5 separate regions of the Homo sapiens genome follow, and all the other regions are linked to region 1. Evidence: chromatin contacts called from ENCODE Hi-C or POLR2A ChIA-PET data. All regions are on one chromosome and are shown on one strand. The core of a region is the stretch at or near the end of the contact, and the rest is flanking DNA. Distances in the headings are between cores, read along the strand shown. Region 1 holds the start of VMA21 (vacuolar ATPase assembly factor VMA21). Region 2 holds the start of IDS (iduronate 2-sulfatase). Region 3 holds the start of EOLA1 (endothelium and lymphocyte associated ASCH domain 1). Region 4 holds the start of TMEM185A (transmembrane protein 185A). Region 5 holds the start of MAMLD1 (mastermind like domain containing 1).

Region 1 (2,878 bases), core at 242-2,741:
CTACTCAACATTGCTGTTGTAGATAATACAAACAAATGAGAATGGCTGAGCTCCAATAAAATTTTATCAATAGACGCTGAAATTTGAATTTCATATAAATTTCACGTGTCATGTTATTCTTTTGACGTTTTCAACAATTTAAAAAGGAAAAACCATTCTTACCTCAGGGCTGTAGAAAAACAGGTGGTAGGCTCCATGTATTAGGTCGGCTGGCTCAGTTTGCCTACCCCAGAGCTAGATTCTCTTTGTACCCCAAGTTCTTACATTAGGTGGTTCTTACTCACCTAAAGGTCTAGATGAGGCCCAGATAGAGATTACTATTATTTTTATTAAATATTTTACAGTTTGTTTTTTAGAGACGGAGTCTTGCTATGCTGCCCAAGCTGCTCTGGAACTACTGGCCTCACGCAATCCTCCTGCCTCAGCTTCCCAAAGTGTTGAGATTACAGGCGTGAGCCAGCACAGTCAGCCCTAGAGGGGGATTATTCAGTTTGAACTAAAACCTGGACTTCCTGCTGCCCAGTCCATTGCCCTTTCCACCACTCTAAGCTGCTGGTTTAGTCATGATTTCAGATGTGGTCTTTGTATCCATGTGGTGCAGAAAATAGCTGTGTGGTCAGCGGCCCTTTCCAGGCGCTGACCATGTTAAGGGCTGTCCTCTTATTAGCAGCCAGTGGCAACTTAATTTTGTCAAGCCTGACTCCAGACTTACCCACCCTTTCGTTTTTACCTCTCTCGGGTTGCGCAGGCCCGGGAGGCCCATCTGTTCTTACTATTTGAGTCCCTGTTGTCTCATTGGCGGCTTTCTGAGCAGCTGCAAAATATGTTTTTAACTTTTAAGTGGAAGTTGGGGGTCACTGGCATCGAGTCTGGAACAGTCATTCTCAGCAAGAGCTCTTTGAACTCTGACATTCTCTAGTTTTACGGACTCGGGTGAGTGTTTTAACTCCTCCCAGCTGCCAAGGGCTTGACTTCCTACCACTGCGGGCAGTAATTAATGAGGCATTTATTTGCTCAAGTAGTGGCGAAATAATGCGCACTGCTTTTTTGTGTTGTCGTCGGCGGAATACGCTCAGTTGCCTAGCACCACAGCCCTCTGGCTGGTAGTCCCTCTTCGCGGCTCATATGCTCGGGTCTCCTTGCGGCCCCCAGCTCAGCGACCGAGACGCAGACGAGGACCAGTGTTCACGCGAGTTCAGGGGGCGGCGTAGCCGCCGCCCGCCCAGGAGGACCATGTTGCGCGGCAAGTCCCGGCTCAACGTGGAGTGGCTGGGCTACTCGCCAGGCCTGCTCCTCGAGCACAGGCCCCTCCTGGCAGGGCGCACGCCGCGGAGCCACCGCCGGTAAGTCATGTGAGCGCCCGCCCCCGCGCCGGCAACAGCCCTGCGTCGCTGCGGCGCGCCGCGCCGCGCCGCGCCTGCGTACTGTGGCCCGCCGCCCGGCGCGAACGGGCACTTCCGGCGCGAACGGGCACTTCCGGCGCGAACCGCTACTTCCGGTGCGAACCGCCTCGGCCGTTCCCTCGCGGAGCTTACTGAGCGCGGCCGCCGAGCCCAGCTCCGCCGCCGAGCGCCTGTGCCGGCACGGCTACACCATGGAGCGCCCGGATAAGGCGGCGCTGAACGCACTGCAGCCTCCTGAGTTCAGGTAGCCCTGAGCGGGGCCTGGACCGCGAGGCGGACTGGCCCCAGCCTGGAGCAGGGCTTGAGGGAAGGCCCTAGCTGAATGGGTGGGCGTGAGGTCTGGACCCCGGGGACCTGGCCTCAGGGAAGGGGGCGGGGAAAGCAGGTTGGAGCCTGAGACGTCTAAACTCCCGGCCCCGAACTTTCGCTCGGGAACAAGGGATCCGGGGTCATGGGGAATAGGTCAGTGGGCCTTCAGCTCATGCTCCTATCCTAGCACTTTCTCTCGCTGTGTCTATATTGCAGTCTCTTTCATTACCGCAGGGTCAGCCTTCTGAGGACAGGAATGCAGTCTCCTTCATCTCCGTGTTCCCTAGGGGGCCTGCATAGTCGGGGCTTAATAAATGTTTGCTGTATGAATGAAGGAGTAGAAGGGAATAGTCCCCTGGTGTGAGATTGCTTCACTTGGGGAATCAGTAAGATAGAGGCTGGTGACTGAGTTGAAGGAATGTATGAGAGAGCAGGTGGTTCTGGCCCACCCCAGTAGGCAAGGGAGTGGTGAGGGAGTTAGCTATCATTCGTTAAGACCTACTGTATGCCAGGCTCAGTGCACGTGCTTTACATACATTGTCAGAATTCTTAATTTCTCTAACTGCTTGATTTCCCAATTTTGAAGAGGATGCAGTTGAGGGTAAGTGACTTGAAACTGAGGGTGAGTGATTACAGAATTAGGCGACAAAGTTAGTATGTAATTGAAGCTAACGTTTGACCAAGCTCACTGACTCCAAAGCCCACGATCTTTGGAGCTCTGTGATGCCTTCTCTTTCCGACAGGGTCATTGTGAGTTTTTTTTTTTTTTTTTTAACTTTTATTTTAGGTTCATGAGTACATGCGCAGGTTTGTTATATAGGTAAACTGCATGTCACGGGGGCTTGGCGTACAGGTAATTTTGTCACCCAGGTAATAAGCATAGTACCCGATAGGCGTTTTTTCTGATTCTCTCCCTCCTCCCAGCCTCCACCCTCAAGTAGACCGCACTGTCTGTTGTTCCTCTCCTAGTGTCCATCTGTTCTTGTTGTTTAGTTCCCACTTATGAGAACGTGCAGTATTTGGTTTTCTTTTCCTGTCTTAATTTGCTTAGAATAATGGCTTCCAGCTCCAGTCATGTTGCTGCAAAGGACATGATCTCATTCTTTTTTATGGCTGCATAGTGTTCCATGGTGTATATGTACCGCATTTTCTTTATCCAGCCTCAA
Region 2 (2,878 bases), core at 1-2,500, 1.9 Mb before region 1:
CCCGCACAATCTGTGCCATCTGACAATAGCTGAAGCTCCCCGCCCCCAACCCTCAGTGCACGAAGCAGCACACACCCACAGCTAGAGGTTCCCAGACATACCTGCGCAAAGGCATTCTGGAAGAGGAGGCTGTGGGATGCCAGTTGGTCAATATTTGGGGACCTCACCAGCTTATCCCCATAACAGCCCAGGGAGGGGCGCAGGTCATCCACGATGATGAGAAGAACGTTCAGAGCATCTACACAGGAGGGAGGGGCTTTGGTGAGGTAACCTGCACTGACACTGAACCCTCCCTCATGGTAGGTGCTAGGTTACTAAGAGGCCCAAGGCTGGACCCTGCACCTTAACAGCCTAGCCAGGGAGGGCGCTGTGCCTCAGCAAGGGTGGGAGTGGGGCTCGAGGAGGAAGCCTGAGTCCTGGGTGGCAGGGTTAGGCTTTGGTCATGGCCTCCAACCTGGGTGAGGAAGCGAGATAGTGAGTGAAAGATGGTGGAAAGGAAAGATGAATTTAGGAAAAAAAGAGAATGATGTATGCAGGAAAGGACAGATGGTTGGATGGAGGAAGATAAGGAGGAAAAGATGAATAGCTGAAGGGAAGAAAGGATGGAGAGAAGGAGGGGAGAAGAGAGAGAAATATGAATGGATAGAAGGTAAAAGGGACGGATGGACCAATGGAGGGAGGAAAGGAGGGGGAAAGATGGATGGATAGAGATGGGAAAGATGGGGGGAAAGAGGAAGGGAAGCACGGAGGGATAGGAGATGGATGGATGAATAGATGGAAAGAGGGAAGGGAGGGATGAAGGGACGGTAGGAAGGAGTGAAAAATGGAGGGAGGGAACGAATGATGGATGAAAGAAGGAATGGTAGGAGAGAGGAAGGGTAAAAAGAATGGATATAAACAAAGAAGGAAGGAAAGAAGGAAGGAGGAAGGAAGGGAGGGAGGAAGGGAGAAGAGATGGCAGGGAGGGCGTGGGCGGCACCTGTGGTCGAGTTGGCCTGCGTTTCGGATCCGAGGGCGACGCAGACGGAGCTCAGAACCAGACCCAGCCAGAGAAGGCCTCGGCCGGTCCGGGGTGGCGGCATTTCGGCTTCGACGCGGCCGCTTCAGAGCGGCGGGGACAGGCTGCAGCAGGTGGCGCAGTTAGCAGCCGCCGCCGCAGCCACAGAGACCTCCTCGTCGGGAACCCATGAAGACTGCGCAACACAGCCGCCGCCCGGGCCCGCAGGCCCGGGCGCTGGCCGCAGCGCGAGTGCGTCCGTGCGACTCTTCCCTGCGTCCCTCCCCTCCGGGGCGGGTTCTAGAGGTGCGCGTCATCCTGCAGCAATAGGCGTGGCCGAGAGACAGGCGCAGAGCGGGGGCGGGCCAGTTGCCTTGCAAGCTTCGCAGACCCAGCGGCCCGCAGGCCCCTAGGTGTAGAACTGCTAGGGGTATAGCGATTCAGCCACTGCCCTTAACAACTAGCAGTTACCCGTCTTTTTGCCTTTGCTTGTGCTATGCCTTTCACCTGGAAGCCCTGCCCTTCCTTCTTTTTATAAAAGACACACTTCTTGTAAGCCAGCCTCAATGCCATTCTCCTTCCATGAGGCCTTTTGAGAAAGTCCCTTCCTCCATCTAAAGGGACTCCCTTTCCTATTCATTTCTTCAACTAATTCTTATTAAGTATCGCAAATATGTATACCAGGCGCTGTTGGTGGCACTGGGGCTCTATGTCCCTGCTTTGGTGGAGCTTAAAACAATAAAAAAATATAGAGAGTGTCGGTGGGCATACCCGGTCTGGAGAAAAATAAAGCGTGGGTGCGGGGCATGCTTGTTATTTTCTATGGGGTGGCCAGGCAGGGCCTCACTAGTGAAGTGGCATTTGAACAAAATTTTGAAGCAAGTGAGGGAGCAAGCCGCATTGAGGTCTGCAAGAAGGGTGCGCCAAACAGAGAGAGCAGCAATTGTGGGGAGATGGAATCCTAGCCCTACACTGTACTGTACTGAATACTATTATACCGTCCTAATACTGCAAACACAGTTTGATTTTCAACTTTGAGAATCAATCTATAACAAAGCCCAGATGACTTAATTATGACTAAACAACAATGGACAATGGGAAGGTACAAATACAGCTGTGATGGTGCTGTGGTGCACTGCTCAGATCTCCCTTCAACACCAAAAATTTTATTTCCCTAGCTGGCTTGAGAGCTGTTAGCTGTCGTTAGCCCTCATCAGAAATTGTCTTAGAAAAAGATAGGTACCTCAGCCAAGGTCACCCCTGTTCTCAGGAAGCCCACATCAGTGATTCAACTTGAAGGTACAAAGGTGCAGCCCCTTACCCCAACTTGGGACATCTCTGAAAGGCCATTTCAGCTTCAGAGCTCCCTGTGGGGTTAACTGAAGCCTTTTTTGAGACTGCCCACTTTCTCTGTCTGTTGAATTTTGATTTCTTCCCTCCCCTCCCCTTCTACAGGTGTTGATCCTAAGAGTACTCCCTAAGAAACTTCCTGCACATTACTCTACATCTTAGTCAGCTTCCTTGGGAACCTGGCCTGCAGCAACAGTTGACAAAAAGCTGGGAGGAGGAAGGGAGATGGCAGGAAATGTAGGCACATTAATTTAGGGTTAGCAATTTAGGATTGTCTCCTTTGCCCCAGCCTATCGCAAAAAAATAATAATAATAATAATAATAAATCAATAGTCGCTGTCCCCAGTTCATAGAAAGAGAAATACAGATTTAGGGATATTACTTAAAGATACAAAAGTAAACAATAGAAAACTTAAAAATGGCAATAAATCTATATAGTAAAAGGAGAAGGGAAAATGGCAGGGAGAGATGAAACAAAATTTGTCATGAGTTGATAACCAATGAAGTTCATTGATGAACACCTGGGGTTTA
Region 3 (2,878 bases), core at 176-2,675, 1.9 Mb before region 1:
GTCCCAGCTCCGCCTCCTCTAGCCCCGTCCCGCTTCTCCTACCCCTCTGCCCACCCCAGCACCTTTCAGCTCTTTCCTCCAGCTCTGCACTAGCTCCTCCCCCACCATTCTCACCCGCCAGCCTTACTCCAGCTTGGCTCCCCCTTCTCCAGCAATTTCCCGCAGCCCCGCCCCATCTGCTCCCACACCTCTTTGCCACAGCCCCGCCCTGCTCCTCCTCCAGGAACGCCCGGCTTTCCCTCAGCTCCACGCTGCAGCTGAGCTGTGCACCAGGCCCTCCCACAGAGCTTTCTCGTGATTCCACCCTACACCTCCCCAAGCCCCCGCTCCCCTAAGCTGGTTCTCAGGAGTCCGAGGGGTCCTCCCGCAGCTGCTCCTCGCTCAGTTCTCCCATTGCCCCGCCCTGCTCTTCGCGGGGCTGCTTCCAAAGCCCCGACCTCAGCCAGCAGTTTCTCTCAGCCCCGCCCCTCCCTGCCCCGCCCCTCCCCTCCCTGCCCCGCCCCGCTTCTCCCGCGGCTGCTCCCAAAGCCCCGCCCTCGGCCCCCTCCCCAGCAGTTTCTCTCAGCCCCGCCCCACCCCGAGCCCCGCCCGCAGCCCCGACCTGCTTCTCCTGTGGCTGCCTCCAAAGCCCCGCCCCCAAACCTTCCCCAGCATTCTCAGCCCCCCCAGAGCCCCGCCTCTCCCAGCCCCGCCCTACTTCTCACGCAGCTGCTTTAAAAACCCCGCCCCCAGCCCCTCCCAGTGATTTCTTTCTCCCCCTCCCTCCTTCTCTCAGCGGACACCTGCCTCCCCCTGCTGATTCTCAAGAGTCCGCGAGCTCTTCCTGCAGCTTCTCCTCGCTCAGCTCTCCCACGGCCCTGCCCACAATGGTTTCTCTCAGCCCCGCCCGGCCCTGCCCCACACCCCGCCTCTTATCTCAGCCCCGCCCTCAACCCAGCCCCCAATTGTTTCTGTCAGTCCCGCTCGGCCCCTCCCCCAGCTCCGCCCTCCTCCTCTCAGCCCCGCCTCCACCCCCTCCCCAGCGGTTTCTCCCAGCTCCTCCCTGCTGGTATAGCAGCTCTGGGCCCAAAACTCCTGCCTGGTGTCCTCGTCCCACCCTTCCACTTACTCTTCCTCCCTCCCGTTCCTTTTCCTCCTTCCGGTTCTTCGTCGAGGCTGCCGGTCTCGAGGTCCCCTGGCCTTGGCCTGGTTGGCTGGCGCGCATCAGGGCCAGGTAAAGAGAATAGCGTCTCCTAGCAGCCAGGGCGTGCGTACGTGCGTGATGTCGTCAGTGCGTGTCTTCGAGAATGCGAGATTCATAATGTTTGCTGTCTATATGCATGGCTGAGTACGTGCCTCCCGCGTACGTGCGTGGTGTGCATACATGCGTGATTGCGCGCCCACGTACGTTCTTCGTGAAAGGGATGACGGGAGCTGTATGAAAGCGGAAGAGTTATAGACCGCTAACACCTGTCACTGGCCACTGGTTTCCCGGAGTTAGCGGCAACGACCTTGCAGCCTGGACACTAGCCAGGCGCTCCCTCTTCTCACAGCGGCCCACGTCTCCTTGCTTGGGAGCCCATCGTCCTGGCTCCGGTGGCCTCGCTGGGTCTCGGGGAAGCAGAGGACTGTTCATTCCTGTGGCGAAAAGCCGGAGTCGGCCCTAGACACCCACGACTCGCAGGGTCCATGGTTCCGGAGGCCGTGAGACCTGCCGGGGCTGACAGGTGCCAGGGCCCATGCTGCGGGAGCCTGTGTGCTCAGCCTTCTTGCGGACGGTACCTGAGGGCTGGGGTTTCCCTGGATGTGGGGCTGGGAACTCGTGCGGGGCGCGACCGAGGCGCCTTTTCCTGTCCCCTGCTGTCGGCAGGGTCTCGGCTCCGCTCCTTCTAAGCGCGTGTACCCGCGACGTGCGTCTGCGAGTAGAAAGCCCGTGTACTGCTCCACACACAGCGGCCCCACCTCAGTCCGGTCTTCCCTGCCTCCCGTTGGCCCTTCTGCTGTGAGCTCGCCTGGACCTGAGGCCGGGCGGTGCACAGCTCTGTGGCCTGTGGCGCCGTGCTCAGCGTGACCTACCCAGAATTAAGCTGAGGACAATGGGATTTAGAGTCCCAAACACTCGCCCCGTGACAATGGGAGGGGAAGTGTCATTTTTCTCCCTTCGAATGGAGCATGCTTGGCTGCAAGAATGCTGCTCAACATGGTGAAATGATTTTCTGCCCTGCGGGCTGGTGCACCCTGTGGTCCTTGACCCAGACAGGTGCGGAGGGTCCCACTGCTGTGATTAGCAGAACCAAACTGTGATGTGCACATGTGTGTTACTGATAAGACCAGGCCTCCCAGCTCTTCTTGGTTTCCAATGCCTGCTAAGTACATGACCTTCTTAGGGCCATTAACCAGCTTTGCTGTCTTGCACTTAATGACCTTTCCTCTTTATCTTCCTTGTTGTGCAGGTAAAGAAGCTAAGTGGAAGAGTGTTTCCTCCTCTGGCCGTAAAGCAGGTACTCTCTGCAGCACCAGGTAGGAGGGGACTCAACCCCCTTCTTGCCTTTTCAGTTACATCAGTTCCTACTAGGGATTCCACATACACACAGTTGGCGTCTGTTGTGATTTTGTGGTGATGACGAGAAAAGGGTTGGCTAAGAAACTGGGCGGCAGAAAAGAGGCAAACATTCACTGTAGCCATTTATCCCGATGGAAGTGGCCAGGCCCTGTGGGGGACATTCAGCCTCCATCAGAAGTAATCCAGAACCAAGGAACCTGGTTATCTTTGGTCACTCATCAGAAGAATAATCATGCTCAGGGGCCACAAGTGTGTGAGGAAATGGCACCATGGATGGGTTGGTGGAGGGTACACGGGTGAGTCTTTGTGGAAAGTCATTTGCTGGCAGATATCAGC
Region 4 (2,878 bases), core at 244-2,743, 1.8 Mb before region 1:
TCAACATACAAATACTCCCCTAAAACTTCCTTTCATCCTCAACAAGCAGCCAAGGCATAGGTCCCCAGAGTTGGCCCCCGCAGTACAGCACTGCACAGTACTGTAAGGCATCTTAAGTGTACAAGCCCTTCTTCACCCCATGCTGAGACCGCCAGCATCTAAAGCACCTAACATAGGTTACAGCACACAAATATTTACTGAGCACGTCTTCCCAACTGGCAAATAAGGGAAACGGATACTCCTTTCGGAGAGTAGTGCATTTAAGAGATCAGTTAGGCCAACTCCTCATTTTACAGAAGGGCCAAAGAAGGGCAGAGAATCACCCAGTTACATATGGCCTCGTCTCCAATCCAAGTCTTTGGGCTCAGTTTAGTTCCACAAACATTTTATATGTGCCTACTATGTGCCAGATACGGTGGGTGGGAGGCGCTGGGGACACTGAGATGAGCAGGAGATGGTCTCAGCTTCAGGGAGCTCACAGCCTGGGGTAAAGAACAGTTACAAAACAGTCGGGCAAGTGCAAGGACAGGCGCTTGAGTGCTTAGCCAGTGTTTTCTCCACACTGTCCACTGGGTGTTCCCCATCTGGAAAAGAAGGACAGCAATATCTACTTCCTGCAAATAAACTTGTAGTGAAGACTGATGAGAAAATGAGTATGGAAAATGATCAGGCTCACCCAGAAATGCATTATATAAGGTATTGCCATACCCCGACACTGACTCCAAGGATTCAACAGTGTTTCAGGTATCCGTTCAACAAAGAAGCAAACAAGAGAGGGATGGGCATAAACCCAAGGAAAACCCCAAGGACTGCGAGGAACTGGAGGAAACAGCTGGGGTGGGGGTAGGGGTGTTGGGTCGAGTGAGACGGCCCTGACGCGGAGAATGGAGGGCCCGCAGCGGCGCAGAAGAGGATGGAACCGAGACGAAGAAGTTGGGACACCAATGAGGGACAGCAAGCAGAAAAGAATGGGGTTCCCTTGGGGCAGGACGGGGCTCGCGGCCGGGCCCTTCCGGCCGTGGCCGGGCAGGGGCTGAAAGCACCGGGCACGGGAGGAGGAAGCGGGCGGGCGCCGAGGCCGACTGTTTTGCCTGGGGACCGCTTGCACCCGCAGGGAGGCTCGGGCAGGCGCCCGGGTCCTCGGGCTGCAGCATCTCGCCCGCCGTGCCTCCCCGGAGCCGAACACCAGCCCGCGCCCGAGCCCGCAGCGCGGACTCCCGGGGGCGCCAACGACGCCGCCTCACCTCGGGTTGAAGTCCTGGAAGAGGCCCCTCAGGTTCATGGCGGAGAACTTCACCGCGGCGTCCTCCTCCTCCTCCCCCGCACCCCGTGCTGCACAGCCTGCGCCTTACAGCGGGTTCATGGCGCCAGCGCCAGCCGCGTCCACGCTGCTGCTCCCGCTACTGCTGCCGTCCCCGCTGCCGTCGCCGTCGCCGTCGCCGCCGCCGCCGCCGCCGCCGCCGCCGCCGCCGCCGCCGCCGCCCGGAGAAACCTGAGCCACCGCCCCCTGCCCCTCCTTCCGGGCTTCCGTACGAGGGCCGCGCATGCGTCCGGAGCCCCGCCCAGAGCGCTCCTCGCTGGGAGGTCCCCATCCTTGTGTCCGCACGCGACCGGCGGAGGAGATGGCAGGGGGATGGAGGCTGGGAGTGAGCAGGGCCCCGAGGAAGGGGATGCTGACGGGCTGAAGGCCTGCAGGGAGGGAGCGCGCCGCCCGGGAGTCTGGCGGGCAGATCTTGGCAGACACCTGTCACCTTGGCCCGCGCTACCTTCTGGAGATTTTCCCCAGTGACGACTGAGCCCTGGGAGTAGTGACAATGAGTGAGACGTTGCATTTTTGGCGATGTCATCCCAGGCTTCACCTGTCACATCTGTCAACGACTCCAAAGTTTGGGTCCCAACTTCCCTTCCAATTCCCAAGCCAGCGTGTCCAGATATGCTGGCTATTCCCTACTCAAGTTACCTAGCACCAAAGTCACTTCCCGTGCCAACCGCCTTCCCCTCCTGGGTTCCCTTTTTCCCTTAGCAGCAGGCCTATTCGTACGCAGGGGGGTATTCAAGCAGGAGACGTGGAAATCATCCTCATTTTTCTAACCCAGTTCAGAGCCTCCTTGGATCCTGTCTAAACTTTGTGGTCACTTCACACCTGACCTCTGCCTCCACTCCAGGCTGCCCTACTTACAAGTACCAGGTTCATCTTCCTTGGGCAAGTCAACATCTTTGAGTCTCAGTTTTTCTCCTCCGCAGAATGGAAATGATAAAAACCTCTTTTCTAAGCGTGTTAGGAAGATTCAGTGAGATCGTGTGCATAACACACTGCCTGGTACATGCTAGGTGTACAAAGAATGCTGTTGCTATCTGGTACTCTTTCAGGTGTCAACCTCCTCAAGGATTTTGTTTGCTTTTGGAATCCAAGAGCAGGACAAGCTCATAGCAGGTGACCTAGTTTACCATCTTCACTTTGGGCAGATTTAAGTTTTCATGAGCACAACAATGCCTTAAACATTAGTCTACTATCATTATGGATAATAGTCATCCTTTGTTGCAATAGCAGAGTTTCACAAATGACAATTTTATACTGTTTAGCCCCAAGGGCAGCTTGAGAGAATCACAATTGCGATAGTCATACTTAGTCTTGATGTATCACCTTTCTTCTGAGAACGTAAAAACATATCATAAGTGGTAATTAAGCTTCCCAACACCCACTGGGAAATGGATATTATTATATGAGCTGATTTTAAGGTTGAGTAATCCAAATCAAGTTTTCATCTGCTGAAGCACCAGGACCCTGTCCCAGACTTTTTCACCCATCTTCCTTTCCCATCCTCTGGGTAAAGTCCAATGTGTAGCCCAGAGGAGGTTCTCAATGAACACTCAAATA
Region 5 (2,878 bases), core at 190-2,689, 1.0 Mb before region 1:
CGTCTTGGGATAACTGCGGAGGGAGCCAATCCAGCCCAGCTTGGGCGGGAGCATCGCGTGCCCTGGTCCAGTGGAACGGGAGACTGGCCAGCGAGCCTGGACTCTGAGCTAAGCGTACTGGCGGGCGACGCCGACAGCGTCCGCGCTAAGGGTGGGGGACTGGGAAGTGGGGAGTGGGGCACTCGGCCGGGATGGAGAGAATGCAGTTCACTAACTGCCACCTGAGAGCCCTGGTCCCCGCTGCCGCCACAGCGGGTCTGTTTGGCAGTCAGGGCGCGAGCTGGTGAGCGGATGCGTGGGCGGAGGGACTGGCGCTACCCACCCAGCAGCCACCCACTGCAGGTGAGTGCCCCTCCCAGGGCGAGGGGAGGAGAAGGGCCTGGCCGCTAGCCCTAGGGTCAGGCTCTGGTGAAAATGGGAAGGGGGATGGGGGCTGAATAGGCTACTTTGTGATGAGACTCCCGTCCCTGTGACACTTCAGGGTCCTCTGGGGATCTGTCATTCCTCTTGCAAGCTCTCTTGTTCTCTGGTCCCTCTCCTCCTCTCCTTATTTCCTCCTCTCCTCTCCTCTCCTCTCATCTCCTCTCCTCTCCTCTCCCTTCATCGTGTCTCTACCTCTATCTCCGCCGGTGCCTCTCTCGGTATCTGTCTCTCAGTCTCTGCCTTCTCTGTGTCTCGTACGGTCTCCTGTCTTTCTTGGTCTCTCGGTCCTGAGCGCTCTCTCGCCCTGTCACTGATGACCGCTGGCTTTTGGCTCTCCGTGCTCGCTCTTCGTGTGTCCCGGCCACGCACGGCTCACCAGCTCGTTTTCCCCAGACGCGGAAAGTCTACCTTCGGCGTGCGGGTTTCCCAAGCGCGCCGGGCCCCGCCTGCGGCCCTCCGGCGGGCTCTGTCTGCTGGAGGCGCTCCGCTAACCCTGCTGTCGCCTCTTTCCACCAGCGCACCGCCTAGGCAAGCCAGCTGACGCCGGGGGCACAGACCACCCTCCACTGAGTGCGGAGCAGCCAAGGTGAGTGCACCGATGCCCCTTCCGCCCCTCCGATCCCTCCCCAGCTGCCCTGGTTCGAGCCGACTGGAGAAATGAGGCTGCAACAGCGAAGCCAGCCTGCGGCCGCTTTCTCCTCTAAAGACTGGTGGGAGGGCCCGGGAGGCCCCTCGGGCGGCCGCAGCTCTTTGGCTGCCCGCTGCCCCATCCCGGAGTGGAAACCCTGAGTTTCCAGGCTTCGGGCTGGCGGGGTCGCGGGCAGGGCAGCGCGGCTTCCCCTTTAAGGCCGGAGCCGCTCGTCGCCGTGAGTGTGAGGGTGTGTGAGTGTGCGGCGTGCGTGTCTCCTCCTCCCCGAGTGACACAGCAGTGAGAAATGCCTATCAGTAACTTAAACCCCCGAAACTCCACCTTCCGGGCGCGCGGCGCGGAGCCGGGCGGTGGGAATGGAGCGAGCAGATTGAGGCCGCCACTGCAGCGCCGCCAGCATGAACTTGGCCGCGAGCTGAAGCGGCCGGCGGCGGGCGGGCGCGGGGGCACCGGCCGCTAGCCAGGGGGTGATCTGCAACAGGGCTGGGTTCCTTGGCGGCCGCCTGAGTCCAGGCTGCCCGCGCCGGCGGCCGCCCGCCCCTCGGACACTGCCCCCGCCGCCGCCGGAGCTCTGCAGCACGGTAAGGCTGAGGGCGGGTGCAGGAAGTCTGACTGTTCTGGGGGTTCCGGGGTACACTTGTAGCCCCCAGTTATGGTCCCCATCGCTGAGGATCGGGGTCCCAGGGGTGCTTCGAGTCGGTAGACCCTAAAGTTTGCTCTGAGCACACGGCCCACCTGGCGCTGCGGGCGGCCACCCCCTTCTCGAACCAGCCCGGCTGGGCTGGGCGCAGCTCGAAACGCCGGAGACCACGGCCTTTGGCTCGGCGCCCGTCGGGCGTCTGAAATCCGGCGGGGACAGCCACGTACCGGGGAGGAAAGGTAGAAGGGCGCAAGCTCCTCGGGCTACGCTGGGCTACTGGGAGGCTCCCACTCTGTCCCAGCACCCCCGGGTCGCTTGCAGCCTGGGTGTCACCGGCGACGGTGCCTTCACATGCCAGCTGCCTGAGCCCAGGCCAGTAGGCAGTGGGCGCTGGATGAAGGATTTCCCCACCCCAACGCTGTTTGCCGCCTCTGAGCGAGAGTGTGGAGTGTGCGCGCCGAATCCGCTGCCCTGCACTCCCTCCCCTGCCAACTCCTGGGAAGCGCAGCCCGGAGCTGAGCTGGTGTTCAGGGCAGCCCGGACTGGGTTCCTGCGGAGCAGCCCCGGCGCCCCTGCGTCAGAGTCCGCGCTTCAGGTTCCCCAGCATCCGCGCGACGACAGAGCTGGGCGCCCGGCGCCGGCTAGCGCGGGCGGGAAGCCCCCCGGAGCGCCGCCAAATACTTTTCTCGGCCAGTTGGCTTGGCCAGGCTCCGTCCCAATGCAGTGTGTCCGAAGCCTCCTGGAAAGCTGGAGATGTCGTCTGATTCTGATCCGTGATTAAATTCGGACTGAGCAGACACTAATAGGATTAGCCTGCCAGAAAGCTCGGCCCTGAAGCCATCGGAACCTGTGCAAACACGCGCCTCGGGCTGGAGCATTCACTCCCGCCCCGCCGCGCTTCTGCAGCTGGGTGCGGCTGACCTGGGCACCCGGAGTGTGGGTGTGTGTGAGCGGGCGGGAGCACAGCGTGGCTGGGGGACGTGGGGAGAAGGGGCTGCTTTTGCTGGGGTGGCTTGTCGTTGTTGTTTGGCACCACGGTGCCCCCCGGGGGCGCGGTCCCCACGGTGAACGTGCTGCTCACGGGTAGGCAAACCCAGGCCGGCTCCGGGACATTGTCTGCAAGGGCGAGCGAGCCGAGCTTACTAGAGGCGGCTGCGCTGGAACAA

Evidence for each region. Hi-C counts contacts between places; a loop is a spot of excess contacts on that map. ChIA-PET counts read pairs that join two places held with the same protein, here RNA polymerase II (POLR2A). Pooled maps may share reads with other maps.
Region 2: a loop to region 1 is called in a map of CD8-positive, alpha-beta T cell, with 8 times the contacts of the local background. The contact joins the promoter of IDS here to the promoter of VMA21 in region 1. A Hi-C loop is called at or near these places in 1 of 168 maps with a recorded cell type or tissue (CD8-positive, alpha-beta T cell), 2 of 37 single-sample maps with no recorded cell type and 10 of 50 pooled maps.
Region 3: a loop to region 1 is called in a map of naive thymus-derived CD4-positive, alpha-beta T cell, with 14 times the contacts of the local background. The contact joins the promoter of EOLA1 here to the promoter of VMA21 in region 1. A Hi-C loop is called at or near these places in 1 of 168 maps with a recorded cell type or tissue (naive thymus-derived CD4-positive, alpha-beta T cell), 2 of 37 single-sample maps with no recorded cell type and 9 of 50 pooled maps. POLR2A ChIA-PET finds 5 or more read pairs at or near these places in 1 of 52 experiments (activated T-cell).
Region 4: a loop to region 1 is called in a map of prostate gland, with 11 times the contacts of the local background. The contact joins the promoter of TMEM185A here to the promoter of VMA21 in region 1. A Hi-C loop is called at or near these places in 3 of 168 maps with a recorded cell type or tissue (CD4-positive, alpha-beta memory T cell, gastrocnemius medialis and prostate gland) and 8 of 50 pooled maps.
Region 5: a map of B cell shows a loop between it and region 1 (11-fold over the local background). The contact joins the promoter of MAMLD1 here to the promoter of VMA21 in region 1. A Hi-C loop is called at or near these places in 1 of 168 maps with a recorded cell type or tissue (B cell) and 11 of 50 pooled maps. POLR2A ChIA-PET finds 5 or more read pairs at or near these places in 1 of 52 experiments (BJ).

The regions. Positions count from the first base shown.
Region 1 is chrX:151,395,715-151,398,592 of GRCh38, forward strand. VMA21 (vacuolar ATPase assembly factor VMA21) reads left to right here and starts at 1,492. Exons shown (of 3, transcript NM_001017980.4): 1 at 1,492-1,647. The coding sequence starts at 1,595. RefSeq lists a silencer at 1,333-1,492 and enhancers at 1,773-1,922, 1,983-2,042.
Region 2 is chrX:149,504,056-149,506,933 of GRCh38, forward strand. It overlaps IDS (iduronate 2-sulfatase), which reads right to left and starts at 1,251. Exons shown (of 9, transcript NM_000202.8): 1 at 980-1,251; 2 at 102-238. The coding sequence starts at 1,082. RefSeq lists enhancers at 1-378, 502-1,003, 996-1,155 and a silencer at 340-439.
Region 3 is chrX:149,539,587-149,542,464 of GRCh38, forward strand. EOLA1 (endothelium and lymphocyte associated ASCH domain 1) reads left to right here and starts at 1,426. Exons shown (of 5, transcript NM_001171907.3): 1 at 1,426-1,757; 2 at 2,433-2,499. EOLA1-DT (EOLA1 divergent transcript) reads right to left here and starts at 166. Exons shown (of 10, transcript NR_027455.5): 1 at 115-166. RefSeq lists silencers at 407-716, 727-796, 829-1,019 and an enhancer at 1,767-1,976.
Region 4 is chrX:149,630,299-149,633,176 of GRCh38, forward strand. It overlaps TMEM185A (transmembrane protein 185A), which reads right to left and starts at 1,494. Exons shown (of 7, transcript NM_032508.4): 1 at 1,245-1,494. The coding sequence starts at 1,282. RefSeq lists silencers at 987-1,036, 1,047-1,456.
Region 5 is chrX:150,361,878-150,364,755 of GRCh38, forward strand. MAMLD1 (mastermind like domain containing 1) reads left to right here and starts at 1,440. Exons shown (of 8, transcript NM_005491.5): 1 at 1,440-1,653.